Regions from separate parts of the Homo sapiens genome. Here region 1 is linked to region 2. A link is a loop called in an ENCODE intact Hi-C map of the cell type or tissue named here. Cell type or tissue: mammary epithelial cell. All regions are shown on one strand. Links, peaks and the distances in the headings refer to the core of each region. The heading gives the core; the rest is flanking DNA.

Region 1 (14,999 bases), core at 4,804-9,803, 140 kb before region 2:
TTTTTCATGTGTTTTTTGGCTGCATAAATGTCTTCTTTTTCGCTACCCTCCCTCCACCTGTCTGCTGCTGAAGTTTCAAAAATGCTCTGGTCTTCCACAAATGTTGCTCCCTATGCCTGAGATGCTGTTTCCTCAGCTCCTAGGAAATTCATGTGTCTTTCAAAACTCTTTCAAAATATCTCCTCTGGGAAGCCTTCTCTGACTACCCACTCCAGACACCCAGCAGGCTGGGTTAAGGCCTCCTCTGCTCTCCCCTGCATCTCCTTCTCATCCCTCTCACACATTTGGCACTCTGTGCTGTGTGCCCCTCCGACGCCCACTAGGGGGCTGGAAGCCCAGGTCTGGAGCAGCATCTTAGAACTAAAATGCCTAGCACAGGGCCTAAAATAAAAGATTAACTCAACTTGGTAAATGCTTTGGGGGATGGGAGGAAAAAAGGGAGGGAGGGATGGAGTTAGAGAGAGAAGTGAATGAATGAGCCTTGGGTGAAAGGGTCAGGGTAACCTGGGATCAGATGCCATGCCTAGGTCAGGTAACAGCTGCCCAAAGACCCACTACCCCTAGCACGGAACCCAGGGAATATTTTCCCACAGGGGAGGAAAATATTTACTAGCTAACAAAGTTAATGACTACCTGCAGGGGTGTTGCCAAGGAGATGGGCAGGTACCCAAGATGGATGATAGGCTTGACCTGGCCCAGGTGAGGTCAGGGGAGGTGATATTTGATCTGAGACTGAGAGATGCAGGAGAGAGGAGAGGAAAGCTGTCGGGGGGCAGGAGGAGCAGCATGCATGTTGCCTCCTGAGGTGGGGGAGGCAGGGCTTGTCTGAGGAGCTGAAGGAAGACTTTGGAGCTGCCACTCAGGGAAGGAGGCAGGAGGGCGCTGTGCGAGGCTGGGAGAGTGGTCAGAGCCTGGAGGAGTTCTTACGTCCTGCTCAGGAATGCCGCACAGCTTAAAGACAGCTGTGGGAAATGGGGAGAGGCTGAGACTCAGCCCTAGATGGCCTGGGGTCTCAAGAGGAGGAGCAAGGTAGCAGCTCAGATGCCAAAATCAGGGACAACAATAAGGAAAATAGCAAATGCCCCTCTACCACCTACCATTACAGGCAAGGTTCAGTGCCAAATGTTTATTCATTCAATCTGCACAACAACCCAGAGGGGAGTGTTATCTTATTATTCCCATTTAACAGATGAAGAAACTGAGTCATTCAGAGAGGCTGAGTGACTTGACCAAAGGCACACAGCTAAGAAAGTGGTAGAGCTGGGCTTCAAACCCAGATTATGTCCCAACACCAGGGTCTGTGCTCTTACCCATTACCCTCTCACTTGGTTATTAGACAGTCATTTAACAAGCATTCCTTAATCACTTTGTGGATGCAGATACTGCCCTCAGTGATGAGGATATGACAGGGAACAAAAGAGACTTGGTCTTAATCTCTTGGTGCTGATGCACCAGCTGGTCAAGAAGTAAACCACAAACGTCAGATAGAGATGTGTGCTATGTGCAAATGAAGGGACACAATGCAACAGAAGTGATGGTGGAGGATGCGGGGACAGAGCTGGATGAGTGTCTGGAGAGCCCCTAGGAGGAGGTGACATTTGTGCTGAGCTCTCAATGCCATGAGAGGATGAGGAAGAAGAACCTCCCAGGGAGAGGAAAGAGCAGGTGCAAAGGCCCTGACGCAGAAATGCATTCTGCGTAATTGAGAAACTGAGTGTATGAGTCAGATCTCACATTGCTATAAAAAAGTACTTGAGGCCAGGTGCGGTGGCTCATGCCTATAATCCCAACACTTTTGGAGGCCAAGGTGGGTGGATCACTTGAGGTCAGGAGTTCAAGACCAGCCTGGCCAACATGGCGAAACCCCATCTCTACTAATACAAAAAATTAGCCAGGTGTGGTGGTGCATGCCTGTACTCCCAGCTACTCAGGAGGCTGAGGTGGGAGAATCACTTGAACCCAGGAGGCGGAGGTTGCAGTGAGCCGAGATTGTGCCACTGCATTCCAGCCTGGGAGACAGAGTGAGACTCTCTCAAAAAAAATAATAAAATAAAATAAAATAAAAAGTACTTGAGGCTGGGTAATTTATAAAGAAAAGAGGTTTAATTTGCTCACGATTCCACAGGCTGTACAGGAAGCATGGAGGCTTCTGCTTCTGGGGAGGCCTCAGGAAACTTACAATCATGGCGGAAGGCAAAGGGGAAGTGGGCATATCTTACATGGCCAGAGCAGGAGGAAGAGAGGGCAAGGTGGGAGGTGCTACACACTTTCAAACAACCAGATCTCCTGAGAACTCACTCACTATATAGTACCAAGGGGGGTGGTACTAAACCATTCATGAGAACTACCCTCATGATCCAATCACCTCCCACCAGGCCCCACCTACAACACTGAGGATTACAATTTGATGTGAGATTTGGGTGGGAGGTGGGATCACACACCCAAACCATATTACTGAGCAGAGGTCAGTGTAGTGGAAACAGTCAGTGAGAGCAGAGGGCAGGAGACAAGGTCAGAGGGACAGGCAGGGGCAGATCGGGTGGACCTTGGGGCTACATGTGCTGCCATCCTCTGAGTGCCCTCCAGACCCAACCTCAGCCTCCTGCCAGGAGACTGATCTGAATGGATGGCATCAATAGGGCTCCTGTGCCCTCTTGTGCCCCAGCTTCTGTGTGTTCTAGAAGCACCAGAGGAGACCAAGTAACAGGAGTAGAAAGATATTGGGTGCTTATTCCCTGGCTCCCTCCCTCTTAACTATAGCTGCAATGGCTCTCTTTCTCTCTTGAAGCCCCAGCTCCATCTGGTGACCCCTCTTCTGAGGCTGCAGCTCTCTCTGAGGTCTGGTAACAGCTTCTTTCTGGACCGGGATGGAAACAGCCCCCCACTGTTGCCGGCCCCCAGTGGCCTCACCATCCCCTGCTGCCTTCCTGTATCCCTGCCACACCTTGGTGAATTGCCCTCCATTACCCTCCCTTCAATCACCCTCTCCCATTGGTCCTTGGTGGTCTGCTCCCTGCTAAGACCCTGACTGATAGTGGATACTCCTTGATGAGCATTCAGATTTCATTTGAAGTGCAATAGGGAAGCCTCTAGAGAGTTTAAGCTGGGGAGGGACTTACTCTGCTTCAACTTTTATGAAGAACCTCCTGGCTGCTATAGAAATGGATGGGAAGAGGGGACAAGAATAGACAGGGGACATATTGGGGACGATTGCAGGGTCTAGGCAGATATAGTGAAGTTTGGTCCAAGGTGGAGGCAGTAGATAGAGGACCCAGGCCAGATGGGTCCTTCAGATAGTAGCTTCAGCTCCTGAACTTTTGGCCCCTGAGGATCTTGTCCAGGGTCCTGAATTCCCCCAGTGCAGGGGAACTGATGGGTACAGAACCAAGATCCCCCTCAAGGCTGAGGCAGAGTTAGGGGAGCTCAGTGTGGAGGGAGGGCTCCTCGGGGCAGTGGGCCCTCTAGGATTCAAGAAGGATGGGTGGAGCCGGGCATGAGTGGAGCCAGCAGCTGCTCTGGGCCTGGGGCAGAGCTGCCTTGAGCAGGGATGTCATGAAGCCCATTGGTCCCAGAGCTCTGTGAGCCACTCAGGCACTGGCCCAGAGCCATAATCTTCACCCTTGCTGTCCATATAATTGCTTCAATCTCCCTTTGATTTGCAGGAAGTTGTGGCATGGGGGCAGGAGAGAGACGCCACTGGTCCTCAGTCATCTCCCAGTGAGCAGAACCCAACCAAGGTCCCATGGCCTGCCCTGCAGCCCCCTTCACACTCCAGCCCTGGAGTGGTGGGGTTGGGGCATCTCTGGCTGGTGCACAAGCCAGGAAGTTTGGGTGTCTTTTCCAGGTGGAAAAGGTGGAGGAGGGATTCACCAGGGGATGCTGGGCCAGTCGCTTAGCCTCTCTGAGCCTCACTTTTCTCATCTGGGAAATGGGCTAACACATACCTCACAGGGCTGTTGTGAGCCCTGAGTGAGATGCTGATATAGTTTGGATATTTGTCCCCACCCAAATCTCATGTTGAAATGTAATCCACTACTGTTGGAGGTGGGGCCTGGTGGGAGGTTATTGGATCATGGGGGCAGGTGCCTTATGAATGGCTTGGGCCACCTCCTTTGTGATAAGTGAGCTCTCTCTCTGAGTTCACAGGAGATTCCAGTCATTTAAAAGTGTGTGGCCTCTCCCCCAGACTCTCTATCTCTTGTTCCTGCTTTTGCCATGTGACCTGCCTGCTCCCTCTTTGCATTCCACCATGATTGCAAGCTTCCAGAGGCTTCCCTAGAAGCAGATACTGGCACTGTGCTTCCTGTTCAGCCTGTAGAGCCGTGAGCCAGTTAAACCTCTTTTCTTGTAAATTACCCAGCCTCAGGTATTTCTTTATAGCAATGCAAGGACAGCCTAATACAGATGCCAAGGCCAAGGGCTGTGCCTGGCCCTCTGCAGCTGCACCACATGAGTGAGTCCATCCCTCCTGCAGAGAGGTCGGCACTGACAATTCTCCCAGAATCCAACACTCGCGTCATTCAGCCTTCAGCATTCCCATAGGCCTCTATTCCCCGCTCAGGACCATCAAAGCATCAGGTGGGCAGCCACCACAGCCTTTTCCAGCTTGTACAGTAGGGGCCCTTATTTCTCTGCTGAGCAACAGCCTCATAGCCCCGATCACTAATCACTGCACCCCCAGCCTCATGAGCCTGTTGGATACATTCAGGAGACCCTGAAGCCTCCCCTGCCCTAGAGCTGTGGCAGGAGAAAAGACACACCATTGGCCAAGGATCTGCTGCCTCCCTGGCCCTGCGCTCACAGGAGCCTCCCGTGCCCTATTCCCTCCAAGACTGTGCGTGGGCAGGAGGGGGTCAGGAACCACGAGGACGTACACTGGACATGCCAGCCACCCCTGGGAGCAGGACGCTTACCTGGAGTCCCAAGAATAGAGCCTGCTGGGTGCACACGTGAGTGCTGAGTGACAGCAGTGATCAGATCTTTGGCCTGTCAGCACCTGGGAATAATTACAATCCTAAAAAAAGCCCTCATTATTTCTACCAGGGCCGTGGTGCCCTTTGGAAAAGTGGATGTTTCCTGCCAGATCATCCCCTGAAGCTGCATTTGTCACAAGCTATTGTGTAAATCCATGTTTGGCCCATTTTTTAAAAATGTGATTTATCCACTTGGCTGCCTTAACGTTCCTTCTCCAAACTCTCAAAATGTGGCTGATCTCAGGAGCCCGGAGAGGAACCATAAAGCATCACAGGGGAGTGGTCTGGCTGGGTCCAGCCTGGGGCTCTGAACTCCTCGTGCTGCCCCAGAGAGCCAGCATGGCCAGTACGGGCAGCCAAGGTGAGGGAGGGTGTTCTGCTCCAGAGCAGCAACCATTCAGGAACAGTGGAGGGACAGAACCTGGGATCTGGAGGAGGCTCAACTTCAGGCTTATTCACCCCAAAAAGGCTCACTGTGGTTCCACCCTGTGCAGCCCTGTGTGGGGCCTGGGCTGCAGCAGTGAACAGACAAGGTCCCTGCACCCCAAGAGCTGACACCATGGAATGGGGAGGCAGAAAGAGACAGATAAGCAATGCATCAGCAAGACTATTCCAGGTAGGGACAGGTACAGTGAAGAAATCAAAACTGGGTCATGCTATTGAGGTGGGGAAAGGACAGTGCCCATCAGATGTTGGGTCAGTGAAGGTCTTTGTGAGAAGGGAACATTTGAGCTGAGACCTCAATGGGAGATGAAAGACAGAGCAGTTAGTTTTGCCTGGTGGGATCAGGAAGGTTCCAAGGAGGAGACGCGATCTCATGGTGGATGCTTAGAATTGGACCAGGTGGGAGAGGGGAAGTGTCTTCAGGGTATTCCAGATGGGGCAACACAGGAGCCAAGGCCCACAGCAGTGCAGGTTCATAACATGTTGGGGGAATGTCTACTGTGGCCAGAGTGGAGCTGGAAGCGTCCTGGGGCCAGCATGTGACAGATCTCTAGTCCTGTGCTATAGATAGGACCCTCTCCTGAGACATGGGGAACCCTCTAAAGGGGTTAGACCTTGTGACTTCTAAGGCCCCTTCCAGCTTTCAGTTTCCATAAGGCAAGCTTGCAAAGGCTGTTGGCTTTAGTTGAGTGAAAACTGAATGCAAATAAACTTTTTAAAGTTAATAAGCTTGTTAAAAATAGATCTGGGGTGTCATGAAGTCCTGGAGTTCACAGAGACCAGAGGTGGTAGGGGAGACCGAACCTTAGTGGCCCAGGGTCCCTCACGTGGGGCTGTGCACAGATGGACACAGGCCAGGGCAGGATTTCATTCTCCTCCAAACAGTCATTCCCCTCCACCCTGCCCACCCACCGCAAGTGCCAGCAGCACCCAGAGGTCCCCTGCTCTTGCCTTGAATCCTGGCCCAACCCCCTGGGGTACAGTCCTAGAAGGCCATCCACCCACCCCCCAAAAAAAACCCAGCACAAACCAGGTCAACCTTCTTCCCCTCCTATTTTAGATCAAGCAGCCAGTCTGCCCTTTGGGAGCAACAGGCTCATTTCTCTTCCTGGCTCACTAAACAGTAGGACCCTGCGACTCCCACAGCAGGCTACTGGAGAAAGTTTTCTAGAACTTCAGACCCTTTGATGGAGAAGTCAGACTAATGAATAATTGAGACGTCTGGGCTTCCTGAGAACACTATGGATAGAGGTGTCCCAGTTCTTCCAGGAAAGCAGAGCTTCGGAGCGCTGCACGGAGGCGAAGAAAAGCCTTTACTTAAAGATGAGTCAGGAAGGCAGAGGGCTGGGGTGGAAAGGGCTGGAGGCAGCCAGGAGAGGCAGGTGCGTGGGCACTGGCTTCTGGTGAGCACTGCATGCAATTAGGCAATTCATGATCAGAGCACGGCTCTGCACTCAGACCTGGGTATGAAGCCCGTTTACATAATACAAGGTCAAAAGCCCAGCTCATACTCTCTTCCAAATGGCCAGATGGGTGGAGAGGCCACGCCCAAGATAGTACCAGCCTGACAGCCACCCAGCCAGTGGACCCGTAGGAAGGAGAGACCTTTCCCCACCCAGCATCCATTCATGACCCACACACACCCCTGACCCCACGACGCCCCAGAGGGGCTCTGCTTGCTCTGGCTTGAGCCACGTGCCTGCCTCTGCACCAATCGCAGCAGCCACTTGGATGGGAACTTGTGATTGGTCACTTCCAGGTCACATGCTCACTCCTACGCGGGAAGGGAGGTAGTGGATTGGCAACGCAACCAAAATAACATGGAGTATCAAGGAGCAAACAGGAAAGAAATGAAGGGCTCTTTGCAGAATGGAGAGAGGAGGGAATGTTACTGAGCACTTGGCAGGCATTCAAATGCCTTGGTGATCTGGCCCCAGGCTACCTATCCAGTCCCTTCCAGCTACACCCCTACTGCACTCAGCCTGACTCATCTGAATATTTGCAGGGTCCTCAGTGCTGCGCACTCACTCCACCGCAGGTCTTGCCCAGGGGTTCCCTCTGGCTTGGATGACTTCTACCACCTGCACAGCAAAGCCAGTCTTGGGTGTCACCTTCTCTGGTAAACCTTCCATCCTGCCCACTGGCATACTGTGCTTGGTCTCCGTCGGTTCACAGCCCCCCTGCCCAGCTACCCCGACTCCCTGCCCTTGAGAACAGAGATTTAATCTTATTCTCTTCTGTTTCACTAGTGTCTTGCACATTTTCTGGCACCCTGTCAGCTCAATGAATGTCTTTAGAATGAATCCATTAATGAATTAATTCCAGTTATTGGCAGAACTGATCTTTTGTGTATCTGGCAACAGCAGCTGCGCTCCATGTGCTGTGGTTTAACAAGCCTTGAGGAGATGTCCTTGTCCCAGATTGTATTCCTGATAGGCATCCTAAGAGTAGTTTCTTTCCCTCTCTGACCTTGCTTTCCTCGTCTGTGAAATGGGCTCCCTGACCTTTAACGCTGGTTCCAGTCCTGTAAGTCATGGAAAAGACTAGCCTTGGGAAACCAGGGCCAACCTGGGGGACCCTGGATAGGCCGTCCTAGAAGAGCCCTAGGAGACTGGCATCCTGGGAGGCAGAGGGGCCTAGGATGAGAGAAGTTTCCAAGCATATAAAAGTGAAATCCTGCTGAATTCACAATTTTGCTAATATTAGAATACTGTCAGATACTTCCAAAACCAAAAAAAAAAAAAAAAAAAAAAATGAGTTCTGAGTCTTGAATTAATCTTTACATTTTCACAGGGAAACTTAGATCTGTCTTTTGAAGTACAATAAAATCTCACTAATGAAAACTGATCATAATTCTGGGCACCTTTGTGTTTGCTATGGGAAGAATTGTTTTGCTAAACCAATTAATAATATAAACAAGACTAGAAGTGAAAGTATTTACCCTACTAAAATGAGCAAAGTTTTTGCAAGCCTCTTCTTCACAAATTCATGGGTCCAGGAGGAACTTCAAGATCCTCAAAATTGTTCTCCTCTCTCTAATCCTACCCATGTTTCCTGTACCCAAGTGAGGTCTCAGCACTGTGATCATAGGTAATAATAAGTAACAGTTAAAAAGGAGCTACCATGTGCTGAAAACTTGGCTGAGAACTTTTAATCCTCACAATTCTACCTCTGACTTCATCTCCTACTGCTCTCCCCACCTTACTACGCTCCAGCCACACCAGCCTTTTCTGAGTTCCGAGCTCACACTCACCTCCAGAGCTTTGCATGTGCTGTTCCTCTGCCTGGGGCTCTCTTCCCCCGCAGCAGCCTTATGGCTGGCTCCTCATTGTTCAAGGCTGAATTCAAACATCACCTCCTCTGAGAAGCCCTCCCTGATCATCCTATCAGACATTTCCCTCCTCCTGTCCATCAGGCCTCAATCCTGTACATCATCTGCAGCTATTGCCTTAGTAGCTCTCATCATGGTCGGAAATCAACCTATTTATTGATGTATTTACTTATATCCCACCTCCCCCTCCAGAATGTGAGCTCCTTCAGGGCAGAGTCCTTGTCTACCTTTTTCACAATTGCATTCCCACTGCCCAAAACAATGAATTTCTGTCTCCCCAAACCCCAACCTTGCCCATGGTGCTTTCTAATAAATGCATATTAAACTAACAAATGGATATATAGAAAGTACAGTAGACAAAAAATAACTCAGAATAAATCATGAGCCAGGCATGAGGTTTATCTTCACTTCATCCAACAAGTTTTCCTGAGTCATTTGAATGATTGCAAAAGGTCTGTCTGTTCTATTTAAAAGAGTGCCTTGCTTTCTGGACATCTGTATTCACAAATTCATCACCTAAAAGGGTTGTCAGCCATTGCATAAGATCCTAAGCACATTTCACAGATGAAAATACTGAGACTCAGAAAGAGAGTTAGATCAGTAAGATCTTGTGTGGTGTCAGAGACGACAAGAAGCCAGCTCACTTGGTCTCATATCTGTGTCTAAAGCACTCTGGAGGTGCTTTTAGAATCTTTCATCTGTCACAAGAATTGGCACAACTTTTCTGGGGGCACTGTAGGAATAATAATAATAAAATAATAGTAGGAGTAGCCAAAATGTCCTGAGTGGGATAAACAGTGTGGTAAACCCTTCAAACAACAACCCAAGGGGATGAGTACTATTGTTATCCCCATTTTCCAGAGGATGACACCAGGACCCAGATTCCCTGCCTCCGGTCCCTCACCCAGAGCAGGGACATGCAGGGGACCCTGGAGCACCTTCTGCAGAAGGGCTGGGTGTCAGACCTGGCTTCTCACCTCACCTGGCGCCATTTAGAGACATTAAAAAGCACTCAAAGCTAGGCTGGGTGCAATGGCTCACACCTGTAATCCCAGCACTTTCGGAGGCGAGGCGGAGGCAGGCAGATCGCCTGAGGTCAGAAATTCGAGAATTCGAGACCAGCCCGGCCAACATGGTGAAACCCTGTCTCTACTAAAAATACAAAAATTAGCCAGGCATGGTGGCAGCCGCCTATAATCCCAGCTACTCGGGAGGCTGAGGCAGGAGAATCGCTTGAACCTGGAAGGCAGCGGTTGCAGTGAGCCAAGATGGCACCACTGCACTACGGCCTGGGCAACAGAGCAAGACTCCGTCTCAAAAAAAGAAAAAAAAAAAAAAGCACCCAAAGCTGAAATCACTGAGATTTCTTCATCCTGCAATTTCTATTGAAAATTATTGTCTCTCACTTTTCTTCCCACCTACCCAAAATATCAAGTCAGTCTTTCCTAGAAGCACTTAATGGAGATAAAGGGGATTCGGGGATAATTTTGCCCCATTGAATAGTCACCTGGAGCGAATGAGAGTGGCCATATCCTCATGGGGCCCATCACCTCCTCTCCCCTCCCTGTCCTGTTCCTGCCCACTCCCCTTTTCACTCCTCAGAGGCAGCCATGGGAGCTCAGTCACTGGGGAAATTCACATGTTCTCCAGGGCCCCTGCCAAGGTCTGCTTTCCAGAAATCCAGTTCCCACATGAACCTGGCCTGACGTTACCAGTGAAAGCCTCTGAGCTTCTGGAAAGGAGCAGGGAGGAATCCCCTGGAGAGAAGGCAGAAGCCCCTCAGGCCTTGCTCTGAGATGCCACCAGCACCTGCTTGGTGGTGACACCTTGGAAATCCTCCAGGCCACAAGGCCGGGCCACAAGCTTTTCAGTGCCACTTGAGACAATGCTAGGCTCTCGGCAGGTTAGCAGGGGAAGGTTAAAGCAGGGACAGGAGTCTCTGATGCAGAGAAGCCATGACCCTTAACTATTCAAAAGCACAGCCCATCCCTAGAAGGGCCGGTCAGGGCTGCAGAGGGACGCCAACCTCCTCCTGGGGTCTTCATTGCTCTGGCTTTGGGATTCTCTGGAAACTTGCCCTAGCCCGCAGGCAGGGCCCACTGTAGTTACCCTTCATAATAAGAGCTTTCATTAAAATGAGCATCTACTATGTGCCAGGCACCATGCAAGGAATTAACACTCTATATATTAGGGTAATCACTGTGAAATTGCCAATTTCGTAGGCTGAAAATATAGGTTGAAATAGCAACAACTTTCTATCATTCAACCTAATACATTCTCCTATTTCATCTCCACAATAACACTGTGAGGCGCCGATCACGATCCTCATTTTATAGGTGAGAAAACAGAGGCTCAGGGAAGCAGCCAGAAGTGGGCAGTCAGAATCCACATGCACGTGGGCCCCATGCTAAGCCCAGCTCTCTCTGCAGGGCCTTACTGTCCCTCCTGTTATTCTCATTCCTCCTCTGCTTTGCCCTGTTCCCGGGGTCTGCGGCACTCGCCCTCACTACGGTGCCTTTGCTTCTGCTGGGCCTCCCTCTTGAACTGCTTTTCCCTTCCTGTCTTTCACAGGATCACAAGAGGAGCCGCAGAGTTGAGTTGAAAAAGATACCATGTCTGCCCTTAAAGGGCTCACTGCCCTGTGTAGACACAGGATAATTTGTGATTTCAACTCCATGTGTTCAGGAAGAAAAAGAGAGATCTGACTAGTAGCTTAAAAATGCCCGTGATTTTGCCTACACTCCTCTCCATGAATCCCTGCTCCACAATGACTCTAAGCCAGGAGCTCTGAATCTGTGGTTTCCTGGCTTCTGTTTACCTGCACCTGCTGAATCTATAGATGGACACCTCATGAGAGGTGATTCTGCAGAACTGGCCAAGCAGAAAGGCTGAGCTTGGGGATCAGGGTCTGTGGAGGCATCTGGGCAGGGGAACAGCGGTGTGGAAGGAAGCAAAAAAGAGCTCCGTGGAGCTGGAGAGTGAAGGATGGGGGGGTGATAAGGTTAGGCTTTGTGTCCCCACCCAAATCTCATCTTGAATTGTAAATCCCCAGGTGTTGAAGGAGAGATCTGCTTCTCTGTGGGAGGTGATTGGATCATAGGGACATTCTCCCTCCTGCTGTTCTCATGGCAGTGAGTGAGTTCCTATGAGATCTGATGGTTTTATAAGTGTCTGGCATTTCCCCTGCTTGCACTTCTCTTTCCTGCCACCATGTGCAGAAGGTCTTTGCTTCCCCTTCTCCTTCCGCCATGATTGTAAGTTTCCTGAGGCCTCCCCAGCCATGCAGAACTGTGCGTCAATTAAATATCCTTCCTTTATAAATTACCCATTCACGGCTGTGTCTTTACAGCAGTGTGAGAATGGACTAATACAGGAAGGAGTGGGGGAAGGTCAGGGCAGGTGATGACGCTGCAGAGTTTGGCCAAGGCCAGACTTGAAATGGCAAGCTGAGTTTGAAATCTATTCCAGAGGCTAATCATTTTCACCTAGGTTCTTCCTCTGTGGTGGCTCAAAAGTTGAGTTGCCAGATTAAGCAAATAAAAATATAAGATGGATAGATTCTCAGTTATACTTGACTTTCAGCTAAACAATGAATATTTGTTTAGTGTAAGTATGCCCCATACAATATTTGGGACATACTTATACTAAAAAATTATTGTTTATCTAGAACTCAAACATAACCAGGTGTCCTATATTTTATCCAGTACCTCTACTTGGGGACCAGAGCAGGCTAAGAGGAGGCCAGGAATGGGCAGGCTCAGCCCCCTCTCCACTGCAATCTGAAAAGTTTTGCTGCTCTAATTTTAGATTTTGGGGAATCTATGTCAGATCCATTTGAAAATAAGTTTCTGACTTCAATAATAACACTAAAATGTACATAAAACCATTGTGTAAATTATGTGTAAGATCCCTTCAGGGACCTAGACAAGGGGTTAGCAAATGTTTTCCATAAAGGGCCAGATTTAAATATTTAATTGTAATTAATTATAAATATTTAATTTTATTATACAGTTGTAAATATTTGATTATAATTAATATTTAATTGAAATATTTAATTATAAAATGTAAATATTTTAGGCTTTGTGTATTATACCATCTCTGTTGAAACAACTCAACTTTGCAGTTACAGTGTGAAAGCAGCTTTAGACACTTAGTAGGTAAATGAATGTGTCTGTTCCAATAAAACTTTATTTACAAAATCAGACTGTGGAGCCACATATGGCCCATGGGCTATAGTTTGCTGACCCCTCATCTAGACTGTTGGGCACACTCAGTGCTGGCTGAGAGAAATCATATTCTTTCCACGATGTTCTGTGCACAGGGACAATTCCTCTTAAGAAGCTGAAAATCTAACTGGGGACATCTGTATCTCTCTTCCTGCCACTGATTTGTGGGGTGATCATGGAAAAGGTTGCCCTTCCTTTCCTGGGTCTTAGAGGTCCCACTTCCATGATGAAATAGTTGGAGCCCCAGGATCTTCTCCCAAGTCACATCTGATGACCTGGTCCTACCATAACATCTGTCCCCAAGTGGTAGTTGCTATTCTCTCTCCCTCCTTTTCTAAAGTCCCCACTATCTGGTTGCAAGATGAAGACAGCATTTACTTATTCTACCCACTTTCGCCCCATGGACAATTTTTTTTTTTTTTTACATTTCCAGGGACTCCAGATGCCCTGAAAACCCTTCACCCCTGCTGCCTCCTTAGTCACTTACACTGGGCAGAATGCCCACGGCCAGGGGCACTGAATCTCCCCCATGCAAGTAAACATGTTGGCAGTGCCAACTCACTGCCAGAGACCAGGACCCCCTAACAGGGAGCTTGCCCACAACTGGGAATGTCTTTAACACCTATTGACAGCTCTTCCCCCATCGCTCTGTGCCAAAGTTGAAACAGTAAAAGGCATCGATTTCCCAGGACTGAACTGGGGGGCCAAGGTCAAGGCAAGGAAGAGGTGGGTTGCAGGGCACCATGCAAGATGGGTTTTACATGAAATTATGGTTCTGGCTCTCCCAGTGGCATCTCTTCTGTGCCACCACGACAGACAGCTCTGTGAGAAATGGCAGATTTGTATTTCATTAGGACACTTTAGTCAAAAGATCAATGATGCTTCTCAGAACCTCTCTGCCCATCCACTGGGGTGGGTGAGCCTGGTGAGAAGCCTGCAAAGACCCAGCTAAAATTAGGCAGCTGCCGACAGACACCCGATTCACAGTCACAGAGCATCGATTACAAAAGTGATGCTGGGCTGACGGGCTTTAATCGGCCTCCGTGTTCTGTCTTTGTGGAGAGGGACCTTTGTAATGAAGTGGCTCCCTCTCTGGGGAAATGAAGCTATCTGGGGATAGGCTCAGGATTTGGCAGAGTGCAGGAATGGAGGGATGGTGGCAGGGGGAGGGTGGTCATGGTGTTGGGGTCTGCGTGTGCTTCCTTCACCCAGAGCTTGGCTGTCAGGCTCTGAAGCCCAAAATGAAAAGTAAAGGGCCATCTACCGACTAGCTGAGTGACGCGGGCATCAGCCTCTCTGGCCTCAGTATTCCTCACCTGTAAAATGGACACAACAATGGAATCTTATCAGGGGGTTGTTCTGAGGATTTGGTGACTTGATTGATGCAATCCTATTGGCAGAGGGCCTAGCACAAAGGGAACGTTCTCTATCTGGAGGCTGGTGTTGATGTCTCTTACTGAGCGCCCCTGAACATCAGACACTCCACCAAATATTTTTGTTGCCTCATCTTACATAAACGTCGCATCAACTTTACGAGGAGTGGTTTCCTTTAAACAAACAAGGAGGATTTAAACAAATATTAAAATCTGCTGGGAAATGGCAGCTTTGGGTTTCAAGCTCACGTCTGTCTGACACCCAAATCCATTTCTATCTCAGCCCATCCTTTCCCTCTCCTGCTACTCCTCCTCCTCCTCATCATCCTCTTTCTCCTCCCCTTCCCTTCTTCCTCTCCTCTTCCTCCCACATCCACCCAGCCAGGCCATCTGCTCACAGTTCCTTCATCTCCTAGGGCCTCCTCTCCTCTGCCTGGGCACCTGCTGGCCTTTCCCTCCCTCCAGCCCTCATATTCTGTCCACCATCAGGGCACGGCCCCCCCTGAAACCACCCCCCCCGAGTTCTCTGGATGGCAGTGCTGTGTTGACTGACTGCCTCACTGCATCTCACCCAGGCTCACTGCTATGAGGGACACTATGGTTCAGGGAGGAGAGGACTGGGCTTTAAGCCAGACAGACCTGGATTCAAATC
Region 2 (14,999 bases), core at 5,700-10,699:
TTCATGATCCCATTTCTCAGATGGAGAAACTGAGGCTCTGAGGCATTGAGTGATTTCCCAAAGTTACCTCATGGTCAGCGGCAGGGCTGGGATAACTCTGACCAGCCTTATTTGTCACCTCTGGCCCCAGGCATCCTCTCTACCCCTGAGAACAGGATCATTCCTTCTCCCAGAGCACCACTGAGCTTCCTTCCTGGTGGGCGTTCCTACCTGCCCACCCCTGTCCCTGACCGGCCCCTCCTCCAGAAGAGGAGCAGACTGGACACCTCTTGCTTGTTTGGGTGAACTGAATTGAACTGAAGTGAGCCAAGCAGCCCCATCGGTTCCTGCGTCCTGGTGCCCAACTCTGCCCTAGAGGGAGGCAGACACCTCTGGCCAAGGACCAAGCTGTGCTTGGCTGTGTTAAGCCTCTGTGTGGGTGTCCAGATCACCTTACATATTCAGTTCTTCGTGGGAGGAGGAGCCAGGAGCCAGATTGGTAGGTGGGTCATGTGGAGGCAAATTTAGTCTCAGCACCAGCAGCCTGATCTGCCCAAGAATGGAACAGGTGACCCTGTCAGATGGTGACCTCACCGTCTCTACCAGAGTTCAAACCATTACCCAGGACAGTGAAGAGAGGACTTCCCGCATGACCAGGGGGAACTGGGCTAAGGTCACGTCCTGTGCTAAGATGCTGATTCCACGATATTAGATATCTTCTAATATCACTTCTCCCGATTGTTCTGTGATTCCAGGGGTCTGAGCTGCGTGGGTGAGTCTCCAAGTCTTCCCCAGAGATCCTTTCATTCTGAGAGTCTTGAGTCTGTGAGTCCACAAATGATTCTGTGATCCTGGGATTCTAGGATTCTGTGACAGGGAGCAGATGCTCAGATTCTGTGATTCAAAGCTTTTATGAAAGTGTCTTGGAGCTCATGAAAGAAGCTCTGACTCTGAGATCCCATGTGTGACAGCTGCCATGGAGGGGACTGCAAGATCTGAAAATCCTCCACCCGAGTGTGAGAAGGAAGGTTCCAGGACCCTCTCCTCCTGTTTCAGAATCTGCAGGAGGACGTTGAGCCAAAGATCTCTAAGCTCCTCTCTGCATCAAAATGCAGGGTCCTGGTCACTGACTCCAGATTCCCCCCTCCCATGGCTCACCCCAGTCTCCCCCTCCCAGCACCTCCATGTCTGAGTGGGTTAAACGGGCCCTGAAGCCCCAGGTGGCGAAGCTATGAGCTCAGCCCTTGGCAGATGCATCCCGGCTGAACACACGGCTGCTGCCGGGGTTGCTGTTTTCCCAGCATATTAACTATGAGGAGCGAGACAGGACCTTTGCTGAGTGGAGTTTTCTCGTGACTCTCCCTTGGCATGAGCAGCTTGGGCAGCAGGAGCCAGGAGCCCCTTGTCTTTCATGTCTGTTTATTCTTCTGGTGGACTCGCCCTGCCCCACCATGGAGGTCTTCTCCCATATTTCCCCATTTAATTGGCTGAATTCTCAGTGGGCTCTGAGCAGCAGCTGTCCTGCCAGGGTTAGTTCAGGCTTCTCTGGGAAGAAATTTGATTTCTGGGAAGGAGAGAAATGAGAGAATAGGCATGGAGGGGCTGGAACTCTGGAAGAGACGGGATCAGTACTGAGTCCCCCGGGACATCCCAGGGCAGCCCCCTGCCCACCCATCCCAATCTCAGCTGCTCTCCAGCAGGAAGGTTGGGGTCCAGGGGTGGCCTGTCGCAGAGAGGAAACCAGAGCCCAGAGCCCAGTAGACTTGGCCGTGGGGAGGGCACAAGCCACTCCCCTCTCACACCCTGAGAGGTGGATCTTGTGGTCTCAGCCTATAGTCAAGGACAGGGCAGCTCTGAGAGGCTGTTCAGCTCCCCAGTGGGCGGCCAAGCTGGACTTACACCCAGCCTGCCTAGCCCCAAGCCAGGCCCTCTCCCACATGGCCAGCTGTCCTGCTCAAGGTTCGAGGAGGACACCCTAGTGGGGACTGCCCACAGGATGCTTTGCGAGGATTGGGGTGTCGAGCTCTCAGTCTCTTCCCTACTGAAAGCCATGGGTCACTTCACCCAGAATAACTTCCCTGAGGAGCCAGGCACAGAGTGGCTCATGCTTATAATCCTGGCACTTTGGGAGGCTGAGGTGGGAGGATTGTTTGAGCCCAGGACTTTGAGGATGCAGTGAGCCATGATCACATCAACGCACTACAAGCTGGTCAACAGTGAGACCTTTTCAAAAAAAAAAAAGAAGAAGAAGAAGAAGAAGGAGAAGGAAGAAGGAAGAAGGAAGGAGGAGAAGGAGAAGGAGAATGAGGAAGGAGGAAGGAGGAGAAGGAAGAAGCAGGAGGAGGAGAAGGAGAAGGAAGAAGGAGGAGAAAAGGAGAAGGAGGAAGGAGGAAGCAGGAAGGAGGAGAAGGAGAAGGAAGAAGGAGGAAGAGGAGAAGAAGAAGTAGAAGAAGAAGAAGAGGAAGAGGAGGAAGAGGAGGAGGAAGAAGAAGAAGAGGAAGAGGAGGAAGAGGAGGAGGAGGAAGAAGAAGAAGAGGAAGAGGAAGAAGAAGAAGGAGAAGAAGAAGAAGAAGAAGTCATCCACCCTAAGGATAACAGTGACACTACTAATAACAATAATAATGATCACACCAATCCCCACTACTCTGACTGGGCCGACCCTGTGCCAAGCTCCTTCCAGCACACCACCCTCTTCATCTCATCAACCCTCACTACAACCCTGTGAGCTGCTATGGCTCACCCCACGTCACAGATGAGGAAACTTAAGCTCACAGAGGTGCAGCAACCTGCCCAAGGCCCCTCAGCCCCAGACAGAGCCAGACTGGCCCCGGGTGTCTAACTCTGGAGCTCAGAGGCCTCCTCTGCATCTCCCACACTGGAGAAGCTTCTCTGATACTTTCAGGCGTTTCGCTGTCCCCACCCTCCCCTTATACAATGTTGACTCACACGTCCCTTTAAACTGATTTGAAATGGGGCCCCTGTTTTCCATTTGTCTCACTCTGAGCAACAATATCCATGAAATCAAGGCTTCAATCCACTAATTGCTTGTGGGCTTTTTCCTGATACTATTAAAATACATACATGACTGGGAAACTATGAAATATAAAATGTTTGTGCATGCACAACCCATGCATATCCCAGTGAGTACACCCCACTCCCTGGGCAGCTCCAGTTGCTATTGGAGAAGTGGCAGGATCCAAGAGAAGGCGGCACCCTGGGTGGACATGGCCTGGCCCCTACCAGCCCAGCCCAGCCCAACCCAGCCCAGGGCAAGGCCAGTTCCTCTCCTTCCTGGAGAGGCCCCATCCACACCTGCTGCTCCCAGGCAGGGTCTGGGCAAAGGAAACTCCACGGCAGCTGGAAGGGGCCGGCTGAGCATGGGCCTTGTATGGGAAAGCCCATCAGGGGGATCCAAGGCTGTGATGACCCCAAGGGACCCGAGAATGGGACGCACACTGGGGTACTCACCACGTGCTCCTCCTTCTTCCCAGAGGAAGCCCCAGGCACTGAGGGGCAGGATTCCAGGCTCTGCACCACCCCAGGGAGAGAACCCAAAAGGTGGCTTCTGTTCAGGTGCCAAGGGTCCTACCGCAAACAAAGAGGAAACTGCAAGTGAAAATCTGACAATAAGAAAAGGGAACAGAACCTTCCAGAAAGGCAGCCACATCCAAACGAGCCCTGGCAACAATGGCAGGGTAGGGAACAGGCAGAGAAGCTTCTGGGAAGTAGTAGGGGCTATGGGGAAGGGCATGGGGAGTCCAGACATGGTACCAATCCAGGCAGGGACACCAATCCAAGTCCCCTGAAGAGTACATGGGGGAATGAGAGGTTTTCCACTGGGGAAGAGAAGCATCAGGGGCCTCATGGGGCAGACAGGCCCAGGTTCAAGTCCCAGCCCTTCCCTTTACCACTGCAAGGGCTTGCTCTCTGAGCCTCATTTTCCCCCATCTGGAAGATGGGATCAAATAGTACCTGCGTCCTGAAGCTGTTGTGAAGAACAGCAGTGTTTAGCATGTTCATCTTCAACAGTGAGGGTGCCCAGCCCGTACTCTGCACTTTGCACACATCCCCTTATTTCACAGTCTCCCCTAAGCAAGGAGAATTATTCTTGCCATCTCCCAGGGGAGCAAACTGAGCCCCAGAGCTGCAGTCACATGACCACAGCCACAGGCCATGCCAGGGACAAGGCCCACCACACCAGGAAGGAGGAAGGAGGAGAAGGAGAAGGAAGAAGGAGGAAGAAGGAGAAGGAGGAGGAGGAGGAAGAGGAGGAGGAGGAAGAGGAAGAGGAAGAGTCCATGGTCTCTCCAAGGTGTCTGTGTTGGGGTTCCTCCAACACCTCTGCTCAGTGTCTCTAGTATCCCCCTGCCCCCACCAGGCTGCAGTGACTGGGGCTCACAAACAATTATATTCTGATTTGAGGACAAAGGACTTAGCCATTTGCAAATAGGAACAAGAGAGGATAAGGCACAGGAAGGTGTCTCCTGGGCGTGCCCCTTCTCAGCCCCCACTTCACTCCCAACACACAGGTCTTGGCTGCTGCCCCCCGAATTACAAAGACTCTACACATACAAAGGCCAGGGAAAGTGGAGGTGACCCTCACACAGACACTCCAGAGTCATATGTGGAGGATGGCCCAGCTGGAGAAAGGGGTGTAGCCTTCTCTGACACCACAGACCCATGGTTTGTCCTATGAGCAAGGTCATTGCCTACCTTGGGAGTTTTTGGGAAAAGGAGATTAAAGAGTGAGATGCTACTGATATCCCTCAAGTGACAGGGGTAAAACCAGCTCTCTCTGATCAGGTCTGAGCCAACCCTAGTGCTGAGGACTGAAGGCTCCTCATTTCTGGAGACTCAGAGTCCCCGACACCAGACTCTCCCATACCAGCCCCACGCCTGCCATTCCAGGCCCAGCCTCTTCAAAACACAGCACCCCAAAGCCGAAGGAGCCTTCACACTCACTCCATCCAGTCTCTGGGGCCCATTTCACAGGTAGGAAAACTGAAGCACAGAAAGTGCCACCAGACAGCAGCAAAGAGAGAGTGAACATAACAGAAATTTCTGAGACAACAGGCCTGACTTCAAATTCCAGCTCCCACTTCAGTGCCCAAGGCGGGGTCTCCTTTAACGTCTGGAAAATGTTCATCTCCCACCTCTCTGCATCTAGCCCAGGGTCCTGCACACATTTGTTTGCCTTAGTTCCTCTACCTGCAAAATGGTCTGTAAAAATGGATCACAGCAAAGTTTAAATTAGAAAATCCATGTAAAGCCCCTAGCACATAGTAGGTACCCAAGAAGCAATAGGTGAGACCTTTTCAAAAAAAAAAAAGGAAGAAAGAAGAGGAAGAGGAGGAAAAAGAAGAAGAGGAAGAAGAAGAAGAAGGAGGAGGAGGAGGAGGAGAAGGAGGAGGAGGGGAGGAAGTGGAGGAGGATGGGAGGAGGAGCAGGAGGAGGAGGAGGGAGAAGTGTTTAGCATGCAGCTTCGTCTTGAACAGCGAGGGCACCCGGCCCGTACTCTGCACTTTGCACACATCCCCTCATTTCACAGTCTCCCCCAAGCGAAGAGAATCATTCTCCCCATCTCCCCAAAAAGCAATAGGTGCTTCTTGGGTACCTACTATGTGTTAGGGGCTTACATTCTGAGAGCTCAATAGAGGACCAAGGCTGTCCTGACCCAAATCCCCAGATATTGCATCTCCGTGGGCAGAACAGCCCCTGCCTACACCAGCATACCTGCTGCCAACTGAGCTCTGGTGGCTGAGCTTCCGAGCCACAAGGTAGCTCTGAAGAGGAGGCAGGTGCAGCCTCAGTTAGCAGGAAGCCCCTGAGAAGCTCCTGTCTCCTCCCCTATTAATTGCATTGGCATCTGGAACAGATGGGGTGCTGGGACTTTCCCCCCATCTTTCACAGAACTCTGAACCAGGACATAAGCCATGTAATTAAAAGAAGAGAAATGCAAAATAATCCTCTTAGTGAGACTTAACCATCCTCCCTCCCTTTTAAATCTATTAATGAACTGTAATTGCAAAGACAGACCCTTTATTGAAACCTGGTAATCAATTCACTATGGAGCAAAGAGGTTCCCAAGACCTAAAGATGATAAGAAATGTATATTAATTAGCTTAGTTCTTTATCTGTATAAAAATCAAGCAAACAAAAATATTGGCTGCAAAGCAATTTGCCATCTGCCAATAGACTCTGGCTGCCCTGGGGAGATGCTGGTTTCCTTTTTCCTGAAATTTGTTTATAACTTGCTGTTAATCAAACCTAGAGCAGAGAGATATGTGGAAATTATATGGAGACGACGGATTTCATGAGGACCTTGAGCAGACATGGGAAGAATTGCGACAAACGAGCAGCGGGAACTTGGGTTGCAAGACCCCACGATGCCAGCCCTGCCTTGCTGGGAGCTTGGCAACAGAGCCCTTTCTGAATCAGCCCCTCACAGAGAGAACGTGATCTACAGGATGGCAGGTGCCCGAGGATGGCTGTTCCAGAAGATTCCATATAGGTCGGTCTCCCTAGAAGCAGAGCCTGAGACGGAGATGTGTGGGGATGTGTGGGATTGTGGAGGGCATACCCTCAGGAGAACGGGAGTGACGGAAGCAGCAGAGGGCAGGCAAGAAGCCAGACCAGGGCATGGGCTCAACGCGAGTTCACCCCCAGCCTGAGCCCACGGGGAGCTCTGGAACGTCATCTGTGGCACCACACGGCTCTCCTGCCCTGGGCAGTGAGATAGATTTTTTTGAACCCTGTGTCATTAGCTGAAGGTCACCGTGTGGGGAGAGTTTAACCTCTTAGCCTTTGCAAGGTGAGTCTGCAGTCAGCGCTCTTGAGCTGAGGTTAATACTCACTGCAGCCAGAAAGAATTGGTGCCCTGGTCAGTCAAGAGGATCTGGGTGGGTACCAGCTGTCACGCCTGTTATGGCTTGGGTTGTGTCCTCCAAATATTTATATGTCGAAAGCCTAATCCCTAGCACCTCAGAATGTGGCCTCATTTGGAAATAGGGCCTTTACAAAGAAAGGCAATCAATTTAAAATGAGGTCATTGGGGTGGGCCCCAATTCAATATAACTAGTGTCCTTGTAAAAAGGGGAAACCTGGACGTAGAGACACACATACCAAGAGAATGCCATATGAAGATGGGAGCAGCAATTGGGTAACGCTTCTACAAGCCAAGGGACGCCGAAGATTGCCAGCCATCCATCCCCGAGAAGCTAGGGGAAGACATGGAACGTATTCTTCCTCACAGCCCTCAGAAGGAACTCACATTGCTGGCACCTTAAATGGGGACTTCTAGCCTCCAGAACTATGAGGGAACACAATACATTCTGTCCTTGAAGCCCCTCGGTTTGTGACACATCGTTATGGCAGCTTTAGCAAACTAAAAGCCCATCTGTGACTCCAGCCACCACCAACATCTGCTGATTCTGCCCACCCCACCAGAAGGCTCGCCTCTGATAATAGCCTCCTTATTTCCCTGGAGAAACCCTCTCGGTCCTAAGGGGTCCTGCAGAAATCACCCCACCCCAGATGGAGGGGTAGCCAGAACCCCAGGTCTAGCCAATCAGAGCCTTGCTTCCCCAGCCACAGTGACTGGTTCAGGCATGAGCACATGACCCAATCTGAGCCAATCAGGCTGAATTCCGGCCCTGTCCGTGGAATCAGAGACCACAGGGTGTGAGCGTGGAACCATGGAGCCATCTAGAGGAGAGAGCCTGTCTGTGTGTGAGGCTGGCATGGTGGAGACCAGAGCCAAGAATGGAGACCTGATGATATCATTTAGTTAACCATAAGGCTTTCATTTCCCCCATCATCCTGATTTCTATAAATATATTTCATCCAATGTATAACTAAACTGTTTCAGATCAATTTTGGAACTTATAAATTTAAATACTACAAAAAAATAGGTTGATTCAGACTGCAGTCCAGGGCGATCTTGAATTAGGAAGTGACACTACGTTATTAAACAAAATTATAGCAATCATTTATTAAAGGTGAATTACATACTGTAAGTGCCAGGCATTAATGCATTTGTTTTATATGCATTACCTTAAACCTCACAACCACAACCCTTCCTGTGACGTGAGGCCTATGATTTCCTCATTTTTCAGTTGAAAAAACTTGTGTTACTTTCAACCAGCCATTCCTCTACCCTGATACCAAAAAAGCCAAAGACAGCACACAAAAAGAAAACTACAGACCAATATCCCTTGTTTCTTTCTTCTGCCTTCCTGTGGGTTATGTGAATAGTTTTTTTAGACTTCAATTTTGACTTATCTATACTGGTTTTGAGTATATCTCTTTGTATAGTGTCTATAGTGGTTACTGTCAGTTACATTACATTAATATATAGATAATTTATCACAGTCTACTAGTGTCATCATTTTGCCAGTTTGAGGGAAGTATAGAAAGCTTGCCTCCCTTTACCCTCCTCGTTAATAATATAAATTTCTTAACTATTTCTTCTATATACATTTAGAACCACATCAGAAAGTGCTATAATTTTTTTCAACCATCAAATACAATTTAGAAAACTTAAGAGGAGAGTAAAAGTTCATTATATTTACCCATACTTTTGCTTACTGTGTTCTTTCTTCTTCCTGGTGTTCTATGATTCCTTCTTTTACTGTTTCTTCTCCATTTAGAGAGTGTTTTAGCCATTCTTTTAGGGTACGTTTCTGTTAGCAACAAATTATCTTAGTTTTTCTTCATCTGAAAATGTCAATTTCCCCTTCATTTATGAAGGGTATTTTCCCTGAATATAGGATTCTGGGTTGACAGTTCTTTTCTTTCAGCACTTGAAAAAAATGTTGAGCCACTTCCCTCTAGCCTCCATGGTTTCTGATGAGAAATCCTTTTTTGTTCTAATATTTTTCCCCTGCAGAGAGGTTGTCATTTCTCCCTCACTGCTTTCAAGATATTTTCTTTGTCTTTAATTTTAAAAATTTTGACTATGATGTGTCTTGGTGTGAATATCTTTTGAGATTATCCTGTTTGGAGTTCACTCAGCTTCTTGAATCCGTAGGTTTGTGTCTTTTGCCAAATTTAGGAAGTTTTCAGCCATTATTTCTCTGAGTCTTTTTTCAGCCCCCACCTCCTTTTTTTTCTCTTCCTGGGATTCTGATGACATAAGTGTTAGATCTCTAGTTATAGTCCCATAGGTCCCTGGTGCTCTGTTCTTTTTTTCTCCCAGTATATTTTCTTTCTGTGGTTCAGATTGAGTAATTTATATTGTTCTGTATCCAAGATTACTGACTCTTTCCTCTGTCTCCTCCATTTGACTATTGAACCCATTCGTTAACTTTCGTTGTTTTCATTTTTGTTATTTATGGCACAGGGTATAGTCTTACCTTAGTGACTGTTCCGTGGGCACTTGAAAATAGATGTGTGTTCTTCTGTTTGGGGTAAAGTGTTCTGTATATGTCAATTAGACCCTCTTGATCAGGGATCCCCAACCCCTGGGCTGCAGACCGGTGTCGGTCTGTGGCCTATTAGGAACCAGGCTGCACAGCAGGAGGTGAGCATTAGGTGGGCAGGAATTACTGCCTGAGCCCCACCTCTTGCCAGATCAGCAGCAACATTAGATTCTCCTAGAAGTGCAAACTCTATTGTAAACTGTGCATGCGACGGATCTAGGTTGCCTGCTCCTTATGAAAATCTAACTAACACCTGATGATCTGAGATGAAACAGTTTCATCCCCAAACTATTCTCCCCACTACCCCATGTCCGTGGAAAAATTGTCTTCCACGAAACCAGTCCCTGGTGCCAGAATGGTTAGGAACCACTGCTCTTGATCGTGTTGTTCCGATCTAAAGCTTTACTGATGATCTATTAGTTTTATCAATTGCTGAGAATAGCATATTGAAATCTCCAGCTACATTTTTTGATTTGTCTGTTACTCTGTTCAGCTTTATCAGTTTTGCTTCATGTATTTTGAGACGCTAGTATTTAATGCATACACACTTAGGATTGTTATGTCTTCTTGGTAAATGAATCCTTTTATCATTAGGTAATGTTCCTCTTTCTCTCTAGCAATTTTCTTTGTTCTGAAGTCTGCTTTATCTGATATTAATATAGCCACTCTTTCTTTTCTTATCAACATTTTTATGGTGTATCTCTTTCCATTCTTTCCATTTCAACCTACCTATGTTGTTGTATTTGCAGTGAATTACTTGAATGCAGCATGTTGTTGGATTGTATGAGGTTCTGTTGTAGTTATTGTTGCTGTGGGTTTTTTTTTGTTTTTTTTTGCTTGTTTTAATCCACTCTGCCAATCTCTGTCTTTTAATTGATGCATTGAGACAATTTGCATTTAATTGTTGATATGTTAGAGCTTAAGTCTGCTGTTTTATTTTTTGTTTTCTATTTGTTTTCTTTGTTTCTTATTCCTCTGGATCTCTCTTGGTATCTTCTTGTGGGTTACCTAAACATTTTTTAGGATTCTGTATTGATTTTTTATAGTGTTTTTGAGAATACAAGAATATCACTTTCTATAATTTTCTTAGTGTTTTCTCTAAATATCACAAAATATATACATAACTCATCCTGTTCTACTGGTGTTGATGTTTTAACACTGGGAACAAAGCATAGGCCCCTTACTCCTGTTCAGATCTCTTTACACACTTTATGAGGATAATCATAAACTACTTCCTTTACATCCATTATACACCACATTAGATGGTTTTTAATTTTTGCTTCAACCAGCAAATAGGATTTAAGAAACTCCTAAGAAAAAGGATAGTCTACTCTGTTTATCCCCACCCATTCTTAGAGTCTTCATTCTTTCTGAAATTCCTAGCTTTCCTCCATTATCATGTCCTTTATGTTCACAGAACTTCCTTTAGCTATTCTTTAAGGGTATATCTGCTAGCAACAAATTCTCTTAGTTTTTCTTCATCTGAGAATGCCTTTATTTTCCCCTTAATATTTTCACCAGATATAGAATGTGCTATTGACAGTTCTTTTCTCTCTGTACCTGAAAACTGTTGTGCCACTTAATTTGAGCCTCCTTGGTATCAAAAGAGACATCGGCTGTCATTCAAATTGGTGTAACTTAGAAGTAACATGTAGTTTCTTTCTGACTGTGTTTAAGATGTTTCATTGTCTTTAGTTTTCAGGTGTTTAATTATGATGTGGCTTCACATGAATTTCTTTATTTTTCAGACAGGGTCTCACTCTGTCACCTGGGCTGGAGTGCAGTGGCACACACACAGCTCACTGTAGCCTCGATCTCCCAGACTCAAGCAATCCTCCCACCTCAGTCTCCCAAAAAGCTGAGACTACAGGCATGGCTGTACATGGGACTACAAGCTGGTGCCACCATGCTTGGCTAATTTTTGTGTTTTTTTAAAGAGATGGGGTTTCAGCATGTTGTCCAGGCTGGTCTCAAACTCCTGCAGTCAAGCAGTTCACCTGCCTCAGCCTCCAAAAGTGCTGGAATTACAAGCATTAGCCACCACACCGGGCCGACATGAATTTCTTTGGATTTATACTACTTAACGGTTTATTCAGCTTCTTGAATCGTTAGGTATATGTCCTTCTCTAAATTGGGGGAGTATTAGCCATTATTTCTTCAAATACTTTTTCAGTCCCACTCTCCTCGCCTTCTGAGACTCCAATAATAAGACTGAGAGCTATTGTGCTGATGTCCACAGGTCTCTGAGACTTTCTGTTTTATTTTTAGGTCTATTTTCTCTCTGTTCTTCAGGCTGGGTAAATTCTATTGATCTTTCCTCAAGTTCACTGGTTCCATCCTCCATCATCTCCACTGTTGAGCCATTCATTGAGTTTTTTATTTGGTCATTGTATATTTCAGAACCATCATTTCCATTTTGTTCTTTTTTATTACTTCTATTTCTTTGCTGAAATGTTTTATTTTTCACTTGTTTCAAGATCATCCATAATTGCTTATTGAATCATTTTTATGATGGCTGCTTTAGAGTCCTTGTTAGATCATTTCAACATGTGATTCATCTCAATGTTGGCATCTGTTGATTATCTTTTCTCATTCAAGTTGTGATTTTCCTATTCTTGGTATGATAAGTGATTATTTTTCTATTGTATTCTGAGCATTTTGAATATTGTAAGACTCTAGATTCTTTTTTTTTTCCCACAGTTTTAATGAGAGGGCCAGATGGATATGTGTGTTCTGCTCCCCTTGGGCCTGCCTGCAAAGATGGGGTCAGCTCTACTCCCCTGTTGCCTCTGAATGGAGGTGTTAAGCTCAGCTTCCCACCATGCCCTACTGACACCAGGGGTGGAGGGAGGTGAGGGCTGACTCACATCACTTTATTGCTGCAGGGTAGAAGCAGAAACTCAGCTTCCCACTGGGCCCTACTGACACCAGGAGAGGGACGGGAAGGAAGCAGAGTGCCAACCAGCCCTACTTCCTATCACCTTGTTCTGCTTTATGGATGCCAGATTAGGGTGCAGGCAGTTTCTCTCTGGACACACTGATGATTGCCAGTTGGATGAGGTTGAAAGTGTCAAGTGTAAATAGCCCCACAGTGCATTACCCCCTTAAGTCTCACTGCTGCCAGGTGGAAGTGGAGGTTCAGCTCATGGCTGGTCCTGCTGACACCACCCTGGCAGGGGAGTCAGAGCATCTATGTCTGCTACATGCAGCGGAAGTGGGGATGGATGGAACATCAGCTTCCTGCTCGATCCTGCTCAAATTGCAGGGCAGAAGGAGTGGGAGAAGAGCAGCTTTTCTGTTGGTATTGGAGTAGGGCAGGATTTGACAAAAATATTTCCTCCTTTGGCTTCCCTTTTCCCAGTCCTCTGCGTAGAGCAACAGGTTTTTCTTGGTGCTTTTTAGGTCTGTGTCTGTTGGCCATTCTGGGTTGGGGGCTTATGCAGCACTCTGTCCTAGGATATAAGGGAAGCAATAGGGAAAGGCAGAGAGCTTGCCACCGTGCCATTCCTCACATTCTGAGCATCTAGACAGTCTGCTTTCCTCTGTCCTTCAGCCTTCCTGTGCCTACTGCTGGGTTATGTCCATGGCTTTTTAGTTGTCATGGGGAAGACCTGAAAGGACTATGGAGACTCTATCTTGGAGGAAATGAAAGCCCCATCCTTTCAATATTTTAATGCTACTCTTAGACAGAAATAGGGATGCCCTCCCTAACCCCCACAATAGGTGAGGGCCCCATTACCTGTTTCCATGGCAACCCATGTGCTTCCTGTGTGGCACAACCAGTTGTTTTTTTCATAGTTATGTGTGTGTGTGTGTGTGTGTGTGTGTGTGTGTGTGTGTGTGTGTGTGTGTGTGTTTCCTGGCTAATATTGGTCCTCATGATCCCTTTTCTTTTTATTTTTTTCTCGTTTTTTCTTTTCATCCTTCTAATCAATGGAAACTAAAGTTCTCATCATTACTCATCAACAGGACCCACAAGGACCCAAGAACAGGGACATGTCCTGCTCGCTGCTGTATCCTCTGTGCACAGCACAGAGCCTAAAAAGGAAACTGTGAGATGGACTAAAAGCACCAGCGCTGGGAGGCAGAGCTCCTTTAGATCCCAGAGGGCCTTACTGAGGTGGTGACATTTAGGCTGATATTAGAAAGACAAAACAACAGAGCCAGGCAGGTGACACTCAGAGCCTCCCTGACAGAGGGGACGTCAAGTGACCAAGACCCACAGTGGAGATGAGTTTGGTGCATTTCCAGAGGAGCAAGGAGGTCAGCAGGTGTAGAGAGAGGCAAGGCAGCAGACCACAAGGGTCAACGTCTGCCAGCGTAGGAGGGCGATGGGAAGCCAGGAGGTGACATGGCCTGACTTGGGTTTGGGGAAGAGCTTCTGTCTGATGTGATCTGTGTGATCTGCATGGGCTGCAACAGGCACCCAGGGAGGAGGCTGCTGAAATGCTGAGGAGAGATGGAGTGGGGACCCTGAGTCAGGTTAGGGAAGATGTTAAGGGGTAGTTGGATTTGGGAAGTCACCACCTGCAGAGGGTGAGGGGTAATAATGGGGCAGGGTTCGGAAAGCCCCAGGCACACAGTAGCGGCCCCTCCACCCCGCCCAAGTAGAATCTGATTTCTCCCATCTCAGCTCAGGGCTTTCACCCTGCCCCAGGGTCCTCTGCAGAAAACAGGGTCTGCACCAGCTGCTCCAGCTCTGAAGGGGACAGTGTCAGCTGGCCTCTTGCAGAAGCAGACGTTCCTGCATGTTTTGCCTGTGACTTCTCACCACAGGTTTATTGGAGCCTGTCTCAGCACGCACTGGGGGCCCCTATGGAAGCATCTCCTCCAAAGCCTCACCTGCTAAATCCGGACCATTTCACTTCAAGCCAACCTGCCTACCAGAAATCTGCCATGCATCCAGGGGCTGTATACGGGATCCTGTCCTGAAAGCACAAGGGGAGCCCATTGCTTTCAAGACGCGTTCCAAGTCTCGAATCCCCACCGAGAATCTCACAAAGGCAAGAGTGTTAGCACTGGAACTCTAGGCATCCTCCCCTCCAGCCCCTGCACCTTACAGATGGGGACGCTGAGGCTAAAGAGGTCGAAGGCCCTGAGGCCCTGCTGCAATCATTAAGGGGAGTGCTTCGGGGTCAGGTAGATCTTGGATTCACGTTCTAACTCTACCACCTCATTGCTGAGAGCTCAGGTAAGTGACTTTCCCACTCTCAGTTTCCTCATCTATAAAATGTGGACAATAGTAATAGCCAACCCTTAAACTGTGTCTGACATTATTTTAAGCCCTTTATGTATATTCACTCTTTAAATTCTCAAAACAGCTCCATGAGATGGATAATATCATTACCTCCATTTTACATGGGAAAGTAAGGCACCCAGAGCTTAGGTAACTTGATAAAGATCACCCAGCCAATAAATGCAGAGCCAGATCCAAATCCACCTGGCCTTCAAGTCTTTCTTCCCAGCCCAACCCCACCCTGTCTCCAATATGTCCTTGAAGGTCATCTTACGTTAATTAATATATGTCTGTAAAGGGCTGAGCACAGTCTTGGCACACAGTCAGCACTCAATAAATGTTGACTAAGGTGTCAGGTGCCACCC

Evidence for each region. Hi-C counts contacts between places; a loop is a spot of excess contacts. Peaks named below come from ENCODE experiments on the same cell type or tissue, not always from the same donor. Only the 100,000 strongest peaks of a DNase experiment are listed, where the experiment ranks them.
Region 1: a loop joins it to region 2, with 2.3 times the contacts of the local background. A loop is called at or near these places in 2 of 110 quality-filtered maps.

The regions. Positions count from the first base shown.
Region 1 is chr1:29,641,988-29,656,986 of GRCh38, reverse strand. The region is part of intron 1 of LOC107984934 (a long non-coding RNA gene); the gene reads right to left. Among named protein-coding and RNA genes, the nearest start is that of LINC01756, 300 kb to the right of the region's middle. RefSeq lists an enhancer at 5,935-6,014. In mammary epithelial cell, for the core only: no CTCF peak of the experiment used is centred there; a DNase peak (open chromatin) is centred at 7,346; H3K27ac peaks cover 253 bases.
Region 2 is chr1:29,506,152-29,521,150 of GRCh38, reverse strand. It overlaps LOC107984933 (a long non-coding RNA gene), which reads right to left. Exons shown (of 3, transcript XR_001737955.2): 2 at 3,448-3,564; 3 at 1-1,543. Among named protein-coding and RNA genes, the nearest start is that of LINC01756, 160 kb to the right of the region's middle. In mammary epithelial cell, for the core only: a CTCF peak has its summit at 7,676 (motif pointing left); a DNase peak (open chromatin) is centred at 7,650.